Regions from separate parts of the Homo sapiens genome. Here region 2 is linked to region 1. Evidence: chromatin contacts called from ENCODE Hi-C or POLR2A ChIA-PET data. All regions are on one chromosome and are shown on one strand. The core of a region is the stretch at or near the end of the contact, and the rest is flanking DNA. Distances in the headings are between cores, read along the strand shown. Region 1 overlaps TNRC6B (trinucleotide repeat containing adaptor 6B). Region 2 overlaps SGSM3 (small G protein signaling modulator 3).

Region 1 (5,880 bases), core at 917-3,416:
AGTTGGGACGACAGACGGGTGTGCGCCACCATGCCTGGCTTTTTTTTTGAGACGGAGTCTTGCTCTGTCGCCCAAGCTGGAGCGCAGTGGCACGATCTCGGCTCACTGCAAGCTCCGCCTCCAGGGTTCATGCCATTCTCCTACCTCAGCCTCCTGAGCAGCTGGGACTACAGACGCCTGCCACCACACCCAGTTAAGTTTTTGTATTTTTAGTAGAAATGGGGTTTCAGCATGTTGGCCAGGCTGGTCCCAAACTCCTGATCTCAGGTGATCCACCTGCCTTGGCCTCCCAAAGTGCTGGGATTACAGGCATGGGCCACTGAGCCCGGCCTCAGTATCTTCTATGTTTACATTAACTACTGATTGCCCCTATAATGTGGTCAAAAGGAATATAAAATCTGGTATTTATCAAAACCTTTTAAAATATTAATGTGCTTTGACCCAGAAATTTCATTTTGGGCAACTAAATTTAGAAAAAATGTGGGCAAGGGTTTATGTATAAGGATTTCTCTGCAGCATTATTTGTAACAGGGAAAAATTAAAAACAATTTAATACTCAACAGTGGGGGAAGGGAATGTTAAGTAAATCAAGGTAAATCTACCTGATGAAACATCATTATGATCACCGTGAATGCTACATAGCAACAGCAGAAAATTCAAGGACACAATGTTAACATCAGGTTCTAGTGACCCTGAGTGCAATAATGTGAAAAGCATCCCTGTATATGAATAGTGTCTGAATAGGGAATTAGTAAAAATAATTCCTGTCATTGTATTTGGGTTGGAGGTTTCTTTAAGAATTTGTTTCTCCGCTATCCAAACTGTGTGTGGTTATCTTGTCTTTTTCATTTTTTTTTTTAAGACAGGATATCACTGTCACCCAGGCTGGATTGCAGCGGTGTCACCATGGCTCACTGCAGCCTCAACCTCCTGGGCTCAGGTCATCCTCTCACCTCAGCCTCCCAAGTAGCTGGGACTACAGCATGCACCACCATGCCCGGCTAATTTTTTGTATTTCTGTTAGAGACAGGTTTTGCCATATTGCCCAGGCTGGTCTTGAACTCCTGGGCTCAAGCAATCTGCCCATCTTGGTCTCCCAAAGTGCTGGGATTATAGGAGTAAACCACCGTGCCTGGCCTTTTCTTTCTTCAGAGTTACCCAACTGCTTCATTTTTTAGAAATACAGAAATGTTGGGAAAAGACAGAATAATCCAATATTTAATATTCTGCTCCCAGTATGCATTAAATAAATAAAACAAAATTCAAAAATGGAGGGAACACAAGTAATTTTCTTTTTTGGGTAGAGCAGACACTTTGGTCATAAAGAGATCTGTAGTACCCAAGTCTCTCACACAAAGTTAACTGCAACTTTCCCAACAATTCCACTTTTGAAATCACTCTGATATGCATCTTCCCATGACTTGATATATAGTCACCGAGCTCAAAATACATGCCCTGCTCAGGCTCCAGCAGTGAACACAGCAGGCCCAGACCCTGCCACTGTGAAGCTTATTATACTCCTAGGCGCGGGGCAGAGAGGGAGAAAAGACAAGGAGCAAGCGGGTCGGGGGGTGGGGGAGTGACAGGGCAGGCTGCACACTGTACGTAGCTGCCCTGAGAAAGCTCCTAGGGAAGGTGGCAGAGAAGCAGAGAGCTGAAGGAGATAAAGACTGAGCCATGCTGCCATCTGGGAAGGATGTTCTAAGCGTATGCTTGGTGTGTGGGGGCCACTTGGCTGGAGCAGCATGAAGGTATGGGACAGTGACCTGTACTTGTGGGGAGGTGGGATCACCAGGAACCTCAAAGACCAGAGTAAAGACTTTGCTTTTGCCTTGCATTCTCAGCGAGAGAACCAGCCACGAGGGGATTCCCGCTGAAAGAGTAACACAACCTGCCTTTTGTTTTAGCACAGTGCTGTGCAGAACTTCCTGCAACGCCGACACGTTCTACGTCTGTGCTGTCTGCACAGTGACTATGAACCAGACGTGGCTATTTAAGTTAATTAAAATAAAATTTAAAATTCAGTGCTTCCAGTCCAGCGGCCACATTTCAAGGGCTGATGTGGCTGACGGCTATCACACTGGACAGTGCGGTGTCAGAGAATCAGTCTGACTCAGACGTGAGACAGGCAAATGTTGAGCCGAGGCAGGGTGGGGAACAGGCAGGAAGTCACTGCAATAACCTAGACAGAAACGGCGGTGGCTTGGCCAGGGCCTGTGCTGTTGAAAGTGGTAAAAAAGGATCCGCTTTTGGATAAAGGTTTGAAGGGCAGTCTTACTGATGCAATGAACATGGTCACGAGCTCCAAGGTTTTTGGCCTGAACTCCTATAGGATGAGAGTGCCATTTGCTGGGAGTTAAGGGGATGTTTTTGAGGGCAGTGTGGGGTGAGATCAGAAGCTGTGTTTTGAACATGTTAACCTGTAAGGCAACCTATGAGTAGTCTGTGGAGTTGAGGAAAAATGATGTGGGCTGAAGACACAATTTTGGAATTCAGTGCTTAAAGTCATTCCACTTGGTAAGATCACCTGGCACTGACTACAGATGGTGAGGAGAGGTTCGAAGGTTGAGATCTGGGACATTCTGCTGAATATGTATTGAGAACTTGAGGAGGAACTCGTAAAGGAGATGGAGAAGGAGAGGCAGATGGAGAACCAGTGTAGTAGGTGTCCAAAAGCCAAACACAGGAAGTGCTTCAGAAAGGAGGGGAACTCTGTCAAATGCTGCTGATACACTGAGTAAGAAGAGACTAGAGAACAGATCATCATATTATGCAAGGAAAAGATCAGAGGTGACTTCCACAAGAAGGTTAATTCCCACTGTCGCTGCCTTACCTAGACTCCTGTACTAGTCCTGCAACTGCACTCTTTTGCTCTAGTACTCCTGCCATTCAAACATGTCCTCTATATTACTTCCAGTGTTTGTTTGTTCCCTCCCTCCCTTCCTCTTTTTTTCTTTTTTGAGACGGGGTCTTGCTCTGTTGCCCAGGCTGGAGTGCAGTGGCTTGATCGTGGTTCACTGCAGCCTCGCCTCCCAGACTCAATCTATCCTCCCACCTCAGCCTCCTGAGCAGCTGGGACTAAAGGTACACACCACCATGCCTGGATCATTAAAAAAAATTTTTTGTAGGCTGGGCGCGGTGGCTCACGCCTGTAATCCCAGCACTTTGGGAGGTCAAGGTGGGGTGGATCACTTGAGGTCAAGAGTCCCAGACCAGCTTGGCCAACATGGTGAAACCCCATCTCTACTAAAAATACAAAAATTAGCCAGGCGTGGTGGCGCATGCTTGTAATCCTAGCTACTCAGGAGGCTGAGGCACAAGAATCACTTGAACCCAGGAGGTGGAGGTTGCAGTGAGCTGAGTGAGAGAGAGACTCTGCCTCAAAAAAAAAAAAAAAAAAAAGCTGGGCACAGTGGCTCACGCCTGTAATCCCAGCATTTTGGGAGGCCAGGGCGGGTGGATCAGGAGGTCAGGAGTTCGAGACCAGCCTGGCCAACATAGTGAAATGCCGTCTCTACTAAAAATACAAAAATTAGCCAGGCATAGTGGCACACTCCTGTAGTCCCAGCTACTCGGGAGGCTGAGGCAGGAGAATCACTTGAACTTGGGAGGCGGAGGTTGCAGTGAGCAGAGATTGTGCCACTGCACTCCAGCCTGGGCAACAGAGTGAGACTCCAACTCAAAAAAAAAAAAAAAATTTGTAGAGATGGGGTTTTACTATGTGGTCCAGGCTGGTCTCAAACTCCTGGGCTGAAGCAATCTGCCTGCCTCAGCCTCCCAAAGGGCTGGGATTGCAGGTGTGAGCCACTGCACCCAGCATCTTCTAAACCTTAAATTTTCCTACATCACTACTCAGCTGAAAAATCTTTAATAGTATATTGTCTACAGCAGTGGCCAAACTGTAAGTGCACATAAAGATCACACGGGGGTGACTAAGTCCCAAAGCCACCTGTCACAGAAGACTGGAGACCTGGGAACTGTGTCTTTAAGTAGCAACCCAAATAATGGTTGTAAACCACGTTGAAAAGGATTGGCCCATAGGGCCAAGTCCCAAATCCTAAGCAAAGCAAACACCTTTTCCAAATTTGGTCCCATACTTCTTGTCTAGTTCCTTTCTTTTCTATTCTAAGACAGTGTGTGTGCATTTGTGTGTACGTTTCAACAAGCTCTAACTAATTATTCAGAGTAACTGCCTTTCCCCCAAATGCTATGTTCTTCTAGATATTATTGCCCCTTGCACATGAGGCTCCTGCTGCTTAGAAGGCACTTTTAATCTGGTGTGCTCAGAAAATTCTGACTCATTCTTTAAGACTCAGACGTCACTGCTAGTGTGAAGGCTCAGCCGATTACCCAAACTCTGTTAAACATTTCTATACATTTATCACACTATCTGCTGGGAATTCTGCTATCACCTCCTCCTCACCTCAACCCACCCCTCTGCCACCAACTCCAAGAGGCTGCAGAGAGAGAGATGGCATTTTCTCCATCTGTGCACGATGAAGACATTATCTAACATGCTACAGATATTTGATAACCATGGATGACTGTCAGCCTGATACCAAAGGATACTGTAAAGTATGTGTATGCTCCAAGACTTAAGAAGACACTGCCATTGTAGAGTGCCAGGGAAGTCAGAAATGGCTCTGTCTAAAGGACAAACCTCTACCTGGGGCTTGAAGGATGACTGGAACTTAGAGGGAAAGAAGAGGAGAGGTGCCAAGGGGACACAGTCCCAGACTCCCAGGCAAGACCTTGGAGAGGCAGTTGGTGGTGATGACGGGGAGGCAAGGAAGGGGTGTGGAGAAACCTGACCTCCCCCACTAAGAAAGATACAGACTCAGAACATTAAAACTAGAATTTGAAATCTATAGTTGATCTTTTCAAATAAATATTTTAAGCCCTGGTCTTAAAGGGCATTTCAAAAAACAAAACAGGCTGGGCACGGTGGTTCATGCCTGTCATCCCAGTGCTTTGGGAGGCTGAGGTGGAAGGACTGCTGGAGTCAAGGAGCTTGAGACCAGCCTGGGCAACATAGCATGACTCCACCTCTACACAATACTTAAAACCAGCCAAGCTTGGTGGTGTGCATCTGTAGTCCCCAGCTACTTGGAGGCTGAGGAGGGAGGACTGCTTGAGCCCAAGAGTTTGAGCTTGCCATGAGCTATGGATCACACCACTGCACTCCAGCCTGGGTGACAGAGTGAGACTCTACCTCCAAAAAATAAAAATAAATAAAAACACAAAAACAACAAAAACTGAACCTTTACAACCTGCTGGTTGGATCTAATAAGCGCTCCCATCTTCTTTTAAGGATGAAACAGACTCAAAGCTTGGTTTATTAAAATAACATTCTAAGGAGGGACTAAGGCCACACACTGAATCCTTGCATGAGCTTATCAGCTATTACTCTATCCTCACGCCTGCTTTCTCACAAAGGGGAACAGGGAAAGTATGTGGTAGACTAACACAAATCTCTCACCTTTATCCCCAAAACAAAGCACCATCTCTTTGCACATCTCCTACTAAGGGACAGACCTAAATGGTTCCCATGGTATCCAATGGACTATGTCGTACACAGAGCTGCTCATGAATAAGAGTTGAATCCAGGAGTCTCTGCTACTTCATTAGTTCTAAAACTCCCCCTAGAGCACCTAATTGCTATGTTGGCATACAGCTCCTCAACATTTTCAGAATAATCCAGAATCTGGCAATTCTCATTTTCTATTTTTTTTTTTGAAATGGAGTCTCGCTCTATAACCCAGGCTGGAGTGCAGTGGCATCATCTCGGTTCACTGTAACCTCTGCCTCCTGGGTACAAGCGATTCTACTGTCTCAGCCTCTTGAGTAGCTAGGATTACAGGCATGTGCCACCATGCCCAG
Region 2 (6,364 bases), core at 1,225-3,724, 110 kb before region 1:
TATCCAAATACTGTATATTCACTATAAAAGGATATTATACAGCCATTGAAAATATGCTTTTTTCTTTTTTGAGACAGAGGTTTGCTCTTGTTGCCTAGGCTGGAGTGCAGTGGCGCAGTCTCAGCTCACTGCAACCTCCACCTCCTGGGTTCAAGAGATTCTCCTGCCTCAGCCTTCTGAGTAGCTGGGATTACAGTCGCACACCATCACACCTGGCAAATTTTGTATTTTTAGTAGAGATGGGGTTTCACCATGTTAGCTAGGTTGGTCTTGAACTCTTGGCCTCAAGTGATCCATCCACCTCAGCCTCCCAAAGTGCTGGGATTACAGGCGTGAGCCACCACGTCCAGCCTGAATTTTTCAACTTCTCTACAGTGAACACGATTGCTTTTACTGTCAGGTGAGGATCAGTAAAATTTATCTCAAAAAAAGCAGAAGTCTCCCATACTTATGAGAGTATCACCCTCAGATACACTCTGTCCTTAAATCTGGAACCCTGACGCATCAGAGCTCAGCCATCACAGGCCGAGTAATTCAGTCAAGGGAGCGGAGTCCTCCCCAAAGAACATCAGCAAGATGACACACAAAAGGGGCTCAAGTTTACCTTCCTTGTACACACGGAAACCAAACTCATCGTAGTAGAACTCTGGTTGCTCTGCTGACTCTTCCTTCTAGAATCAGGATGAGGTTGAAGTCAGTTGCCTGTCCCCTAGTTGGGGGCCTCAGGTCTGAAAGATGCCACCCACAGGGTTGCCTGCTAAAATCCCACCCAGCCTTCGGGCTCAGATCAAAGGCTACTCTTCCAAAAGCCGCCTCTGGTTACCACGCAACCTTCTCTGAACCTTCTTCTAGCAATTTCTCAACCTTCTATTTTCCTTGTTCTTCTCAGAGGTCAAAGATAATAAAATCAAGGCAAGAAACATGTTTTATGCAGTTGTGTCCCTATAATACTGAGAGCATAGTGCCACAGTGGTTGATTCACACAGGAAACATGGGGCTAAGATACCATCTCTGGTGGGGAACTCATAACCCTGTGTGAGTTGGCCACCTCTTCCTGGGCAGCCTGCAGAGCTGGGTCCCCTTCATACCACAGCGTGGGAGCACAGCAGGCTGGTGCCTGGCTAACTGCTATACCTGCGTGTACTTGGCCAAGATCTCCTGGGGCCATATGCTCGGAGTCAGGGCTGAGAAAGGGCCACAGGCAGGTGTATGGCTTCCTAAAACCAAAGAGGACCAGGAGAACAATCAAGAAAATGCAGAGGCAGGCCAGGCGCAGTGGCTCACGCCTGTAATCTCAGTACTTTGGGAGGCCGAGGTGGGCAGATCACCTGAGGTCAGGAGTTTGAGACCAGCCTGGCCAACATGGAGAAACCCATCTCTACTAAAAATACAAAATTAGCTGGGCGTGGTGGCACATGCCTGTAATCCCAGCTACTCGGGAGGCAGGAGAATAGCTTGAACCCAAGAAGCGGAGGTTGCAGTGAGCAAGGATCGTGCCATTGCGCTCCAGCCTGGGCAACAAGAGCGAAACTCTGCCTCAAAAAAATAAAAAAAAAATAGAAAATGCAGAGGCAAAATTCAAATCAGGAAATACCCTCTCCCTCTAAGAGCACCAGCATTAAAGGGACTGGCCCATCTCAAGCGTGCTGGGTAGGGAAGGAGCAGAGTGAAAGAAACCTCCTAGAAATCAGCAAATTTCTGGAGAAGAGGGGAAAGAAACAGCAGCACATTACAAAACATGACCAAACTTCATCTTCCGGCCTCTTTCTCCACCTGAGGACTGCAGATCTGCGGGTTGGAGAGCTGGAGGAGGAGAGCTAGAGAGCAGAGCTGAGAAGGAAGTTTTAATAACTTTCTCAGCCAGCCAGAAGCCTTCCCTACCATCTCCACCTCTCTTATCTGGATGGTGTTTTATGGAAAACAAGCCACCTTCCATCCCTCTGGCTCCTCTGTGAGAGCTTCAAACCCCGTTTCCAAGTCCAGCCCCTGCCTCTACCTGACATTGTGCTGGTGGGCTGGCAAGTCTTCTGCAGCTCCAATCTTAGAAGTCTCCTATCCTGCTATCTTAGAGCTGGAAGGCTCCTCAGGCTTCATCTGGTCCAGAATCATCTGCCCTGTTAGAAGAGAAAAGAGGAAAGTCATTCTATTTTTATTTTTATTTTTTTTTAGACAGAGTCTCGCTTGGTCACCTCAGGCTGGAGTGCAGTGGTGCAATCTCAGCTCACTGCAACCTCTGCCTCCTGGGTTCAAGAGATTCTTCTGCCTCGGCCTCCCGAGTAGCTGGGACTACAGGGTTGCACCACCACACCCGGCTGATTTTTGTCTTTTTAGTAGAGACGGGGTTTCACCATATTGGCCAGGCTGGTCTCGAACTCCTGACCTCGTGATCCCGCCGGCCTCGGCCTCCCAAAGTGCTGGGATTACAAGCATGAGCCACCGCGCCCGGCCAAGCCTTTACTTCCTTTTACTTCTAACCACAGAATTAAAGGCTCTCACTCTACGAAAGGAAGTAGGTGACAACGAGGAGATGTGGTTGAAAGATTTCAAGACAAGTTACATTCCGGTTTTTGAAATCATATTTACCTAAACCTGGCACTGAAGAAAAATTTACTTTTGCCATTTTTCACACAATGAGAATTCAGAAATGACAGTTGTTATCCTGGTCCATAACAGAACCTATTCTCCATGCTATCTGCCATGGAATTCTGGTGTTGGGAATTCTAGATAAATCGGGAAGAATTAGGTAAGTGAGAAGCAAAAAAGAGGAAAATCAAACCACCACTTCAAAGGAGCTGTGAGAAAATCCCAGTTCTCTTTAAAGACATACAAGTGTGGGGGCAAAAATAGCTCCTGTGGGCAGCTCAGCTGTGTCCCGGCCTCTGCTCCTGCCCCAGACACACACTGGCCAAGCCAAGTTTAGGATAAAGGCCACAGCAGAACATTCCTGACTGTTACAGAGGCTTTGGTACCCAAATGGGAGAGACGCTCCCTCCTGCTTCCAGACATGCCTGCTGAGAACCAGATGGCAGAACCTGCTTCCCCAACAGGCCAGCCATCCTGGTTGGTTGGTTCTGTGTGAAGAGAATGGAATTTTAATGTCTTCCTTCAGTGTAAAATATATGTGATATAGGGTTTCCCTCAGAACTATGAGCTGGATGATTACATATTTTTACATTAAAGAGACTGAGCTAGAAATTTTAAAAAGCATGTCATGTCATCATTCAATCCTTACAACACATTCATTCCTTACACAACAGAAAATAAGCCTAGGAGAGACTGATAGTTTCCAAATGGACTCCCAAAACTTTGCCCTGCCACACCATGTAACCCCACCCTGTGAAATGACGGACACATGGCCACCAGCTAGATGGCCCTGGGAATGGAACCCAGTGCTCTATTACGCCTCCTGCTGGCTTGGAGCCTGAGATGGCAAATGGCTGTGGCAGAACAACCACGTGTCAGCTTTGGGAGGGAGTGGGCTCAGCGCTCATCCTCTGCACCATGATTAAAAGTAAAGACATCTTGGCTGGGCGCGGTGGCTCACGCCTGTAATCCCAGCACTTTGGGAGGCTGAGGTGGGCGGATCACTTGAGGCCAGGAGTTTGAGACCAGCTTGGCCACCATGGTGAAACCCTGTCTCTACTAAAAATACAAAAAAATTAGCCAGGCATGGTGATGCATCCCTGTAATCGCAGCTACTTGAGAGGCTGAGGCACAAGAATTGCTTGAACCCGGGAGGCAGAGGTTGCAGTGAGCCAAGATCGCACCACTGCCCTCCAGCCTGGGTGACAGAGTGAGACTCTGTCTCAAAAAAAAAAAGTAAAGACATCTCCAGTCCAATCCTAGCTCTGCTACTCGTGTAGCAGAGTGGGCCTGTGCCCACTTGTTATAACCGTGGGCAAGTTTACTTCACGTCTGTATCAGTTTTCTTTTCGATAGAATGGAATAATAATACCTATGCCTTACTGTGGTTATGAGGATTACGTGAGCTGATGCAAATAAGGCCTTTAGCACACTGCCTGACACATATAAGTACTCAATAAGTATCAGGCAATTAGTAGTCCTAAAAATTTTTAGAAAGTTATTGTTAATATATGGACCCTCCTCATTGAGGTATACTAAAAACTATGTTGAACCATATTAAATTGCCGATATTCATCCATTACAGCCTAGAAAAATGACAACTGTGTATGGTTCCACATAACATGTCCCAGTTGAGAGCATGAGAAAGACTCCTCATCACCATCGGCCCCAGAGGCAGGGGTTTGGTTGGTGGTTCTGAAAGGGCAGAGTAAAAGTGTGACAGAGCACCTGCAGGCTGCTTGTAGCAGAGAAATCAGCTACATCTGGCTGTGGAGGCCTGAAGGGGCTGGGAAGGCCCACTCAGGAGTCCCTCCCCTTTCCTGATCTTGGCTGTCCTCCCACTCATTCATTCATCAGCAAATGGGGACTGAGCACCCCTAAGAGCCAGGCAGCTTCTAAGAGCTGGGACACAACAGTGGGGGAAAAAGTCCTGACCCTTACATTAGAGAATCAGATGACAGGCTGGGCCCGGTGGCTCACGCCTGTAATCCCAGCACTTTGGGAGGCCGAGGTGGGTGGATCACCTGAGGTCGGGAGATTGAGACCATCCTGGCCAACATGGTGAAACCCTGTCCTACTAAAAATACAAAAATTAGCTGGGCGTGGTGGCGTGTGCCTGTAGTCCCAGCTACTCGGGAGGCCGAGGCAGGAGAATCACTTGAACCCAGGAGGCAGAGGTTGCAGTGAGTTGAGATGGCGCCACTGCATTCCAGCCTGGTGACAGAGACTCCATCTCAAAAAAAAAAAAAAAAAAAAAAGACAGAATTGGATGATAAACACAGAAATAGATTGTGATAACTACAATGCTGTGAGGAAAAATAAAGGTCAAGGTGTGGAGACTATCAGAAGAGAGGGGATTTATATCAAGTGTTCAGGAGAAGCTCTTTAGAATATGGGTTAGGGACACCTGAGCAAAGACCAAAAGGAACTGAGGGCTCATGGCTACCTGAGGGAAAGGAGATCCAGGGAGAAGCAGCCCCAAGTTGGGAGCACACTGGGCATGCTGAAACAGCTGCAAGGCAGCCAGCAGGCTGGAGGGGCTGGGGAATGAGAAGGAAAGAGTGGGAGGAAACAGCCTGAATGGTGGGAGAAGACACAGCAGGGGACTACGAGGCCTCACAGTGTGGTGGATTCTGGGCTTCATTCTCAGTGAGCTGGGAAAGTAGGGGAGGGCTCTGAGCCCTCTCTGGCTGTCTTGCAGAGGTGGTGGTGGACATAGAGGAGGCTGTTGGATTAGTCAGGGTGAAAGGTATGTTGACTTTCCTATGGTGGGAACACTGAGAAATGGTCAGATTATGGATATATTTTATCATATTTTTTTTTTTAGAGACAAGGTCCCTCTATGTTGCCCAGGCTGGTCTTGAATTCCTGAGCTTAAGTGATCCTCCTGCCTCAGCCTCCCAAAGTGCTGTGATTACAGGTGTGAGCCACCACACCCAGCCAGATTCTGGATATAGAGTCTGCAGGGTTGAGCTCTTTAATGCTACACACACATATAAATGTATGTAATGTATATAAGTATATATAAACACGCCACTTCTCCCACTGGCTATAAAGCCCAGCCGGATGTGAATTGTTAAGCTGGGTGGGCAGGTTTTTCCTGCCTCTGGTCGCTATGGAAACCTTCCTGAAAGCAGCCATCTGGGAGTTGGCAGGAACAGCCCAGAGAGTTAGCCACGTCAGGGTGGCTGCCCTCCTGTTGTCACAGGAGTACTGAGAGGCAGAAAGTTGAAAAACAGGATTGATTTAGGAACCTTTGAGGAGCTCTAGAAAGAATTTTTCAAAATTAAATGTACATACTCCCTAGTTTGCTAATCTTACAATTTCCTATAAGGCAAATTTTGTTTAAAAAGCACAGAAGGTCAGATCTTACTATACACCCTGTTTTCCCCCATCTATGGGGAGGGGCAGAAAAGGTTCTGTCCATTTCCTGTGGTCTCTTCATATAGATCAGAGGGATATGGCCCCCCATTCACTCTGGTCCTCCTGTCCTGTCCTGTGTCCTATTTTCTTAACAACACAGCATAGTTGCTACTACTACAGAGATGGTTTTCTACAGACATTTACCATGGAACATGAAAGCTGTAAGCAACATAAGCAAAAATACTTCTTTTTTTTTTTTTTTTTTTTTTTTGAGACAGAGTCTCACTCTGTCGCCCAGGCTGGAGTGCAGTGGCGCAATCTCAGCTCACTGCAACCTCCACCTCCCAGGTTCAAGCGATTCTCCTGCCTCAGCCTCCCAGGTAGCTGGGATCACAGGCATGTGCCACCACGCCTGGCT

What was found. A loop is a pair of places that touch in the nucleus more often than their neighbours do. ChIA-PET counts read pairs that join two places held with the same protein, here RNA polymerase II (POLR2A). Pooled maps may share reads with other maps.
Region 2: a pooled map shows a loop between it and region 1 (2.8-fold over the local background). The contact joins two enhancer-like sites. A Hi-C loop is called at or near these places in 5 of 50 pooled maps. POLR2A ChIA-PET finds 5 or more read pairs at or near these places in 6 of 52 experiments (CD4-positive, alpha-beta T cell, CD8-positive, alpha-beta memory T cell, SK-N-SH and 3 more).

The regions. Positions count from the first base shown.
Region 1 is chr22:40,286,362-40,292,241 of GRCh38, reverse strand. All of the region lies in intron 12 of TNRC6B (trinucleotide repeat containing adaptor 6B), which reads right to left. Among named protein-coding and RNA genes, the nearest start is that of ADSL, 57 kb to the left of the region's middle. Within about 2 kb of position 2,166, at least 12 of the 41 ENCODE cell types and tissues checked have a DNase peak (open chromatin) inside an H3K27ac peak, as active enhancers do; they include CD4-positive, alpha-beta T cell, where a contact is called at or near this core.
Region 2 is chr22:40,396,446-40,402,809 of GRCh38, reverse strand. It overlaps SGSM3 (small G protein signaling modulator 3), which reads right to left. Exons shown (of 22, transcript NM_015705.6): 2 at 1,997-2,114; 3 at 1,135-1,217; 4 at 605-671. The coding sequence starts at 2,003. Among named protein-coding and RNA genes, the nearest start is that of SGSM3, 29 kb to the right of the region's middle. RefSeq lists enhancers at 3,796-3,895, 4,476-4,535. Within about 2 kb of position 2,474, at least 8 of the 41 ENCODE cell types and tissues checked have a DNase peak (open chromatin) inside an H3K27ac peak, as active enhancers do; they include CD4-positive, alpha-beta T cell, where a contact is called at or near this core.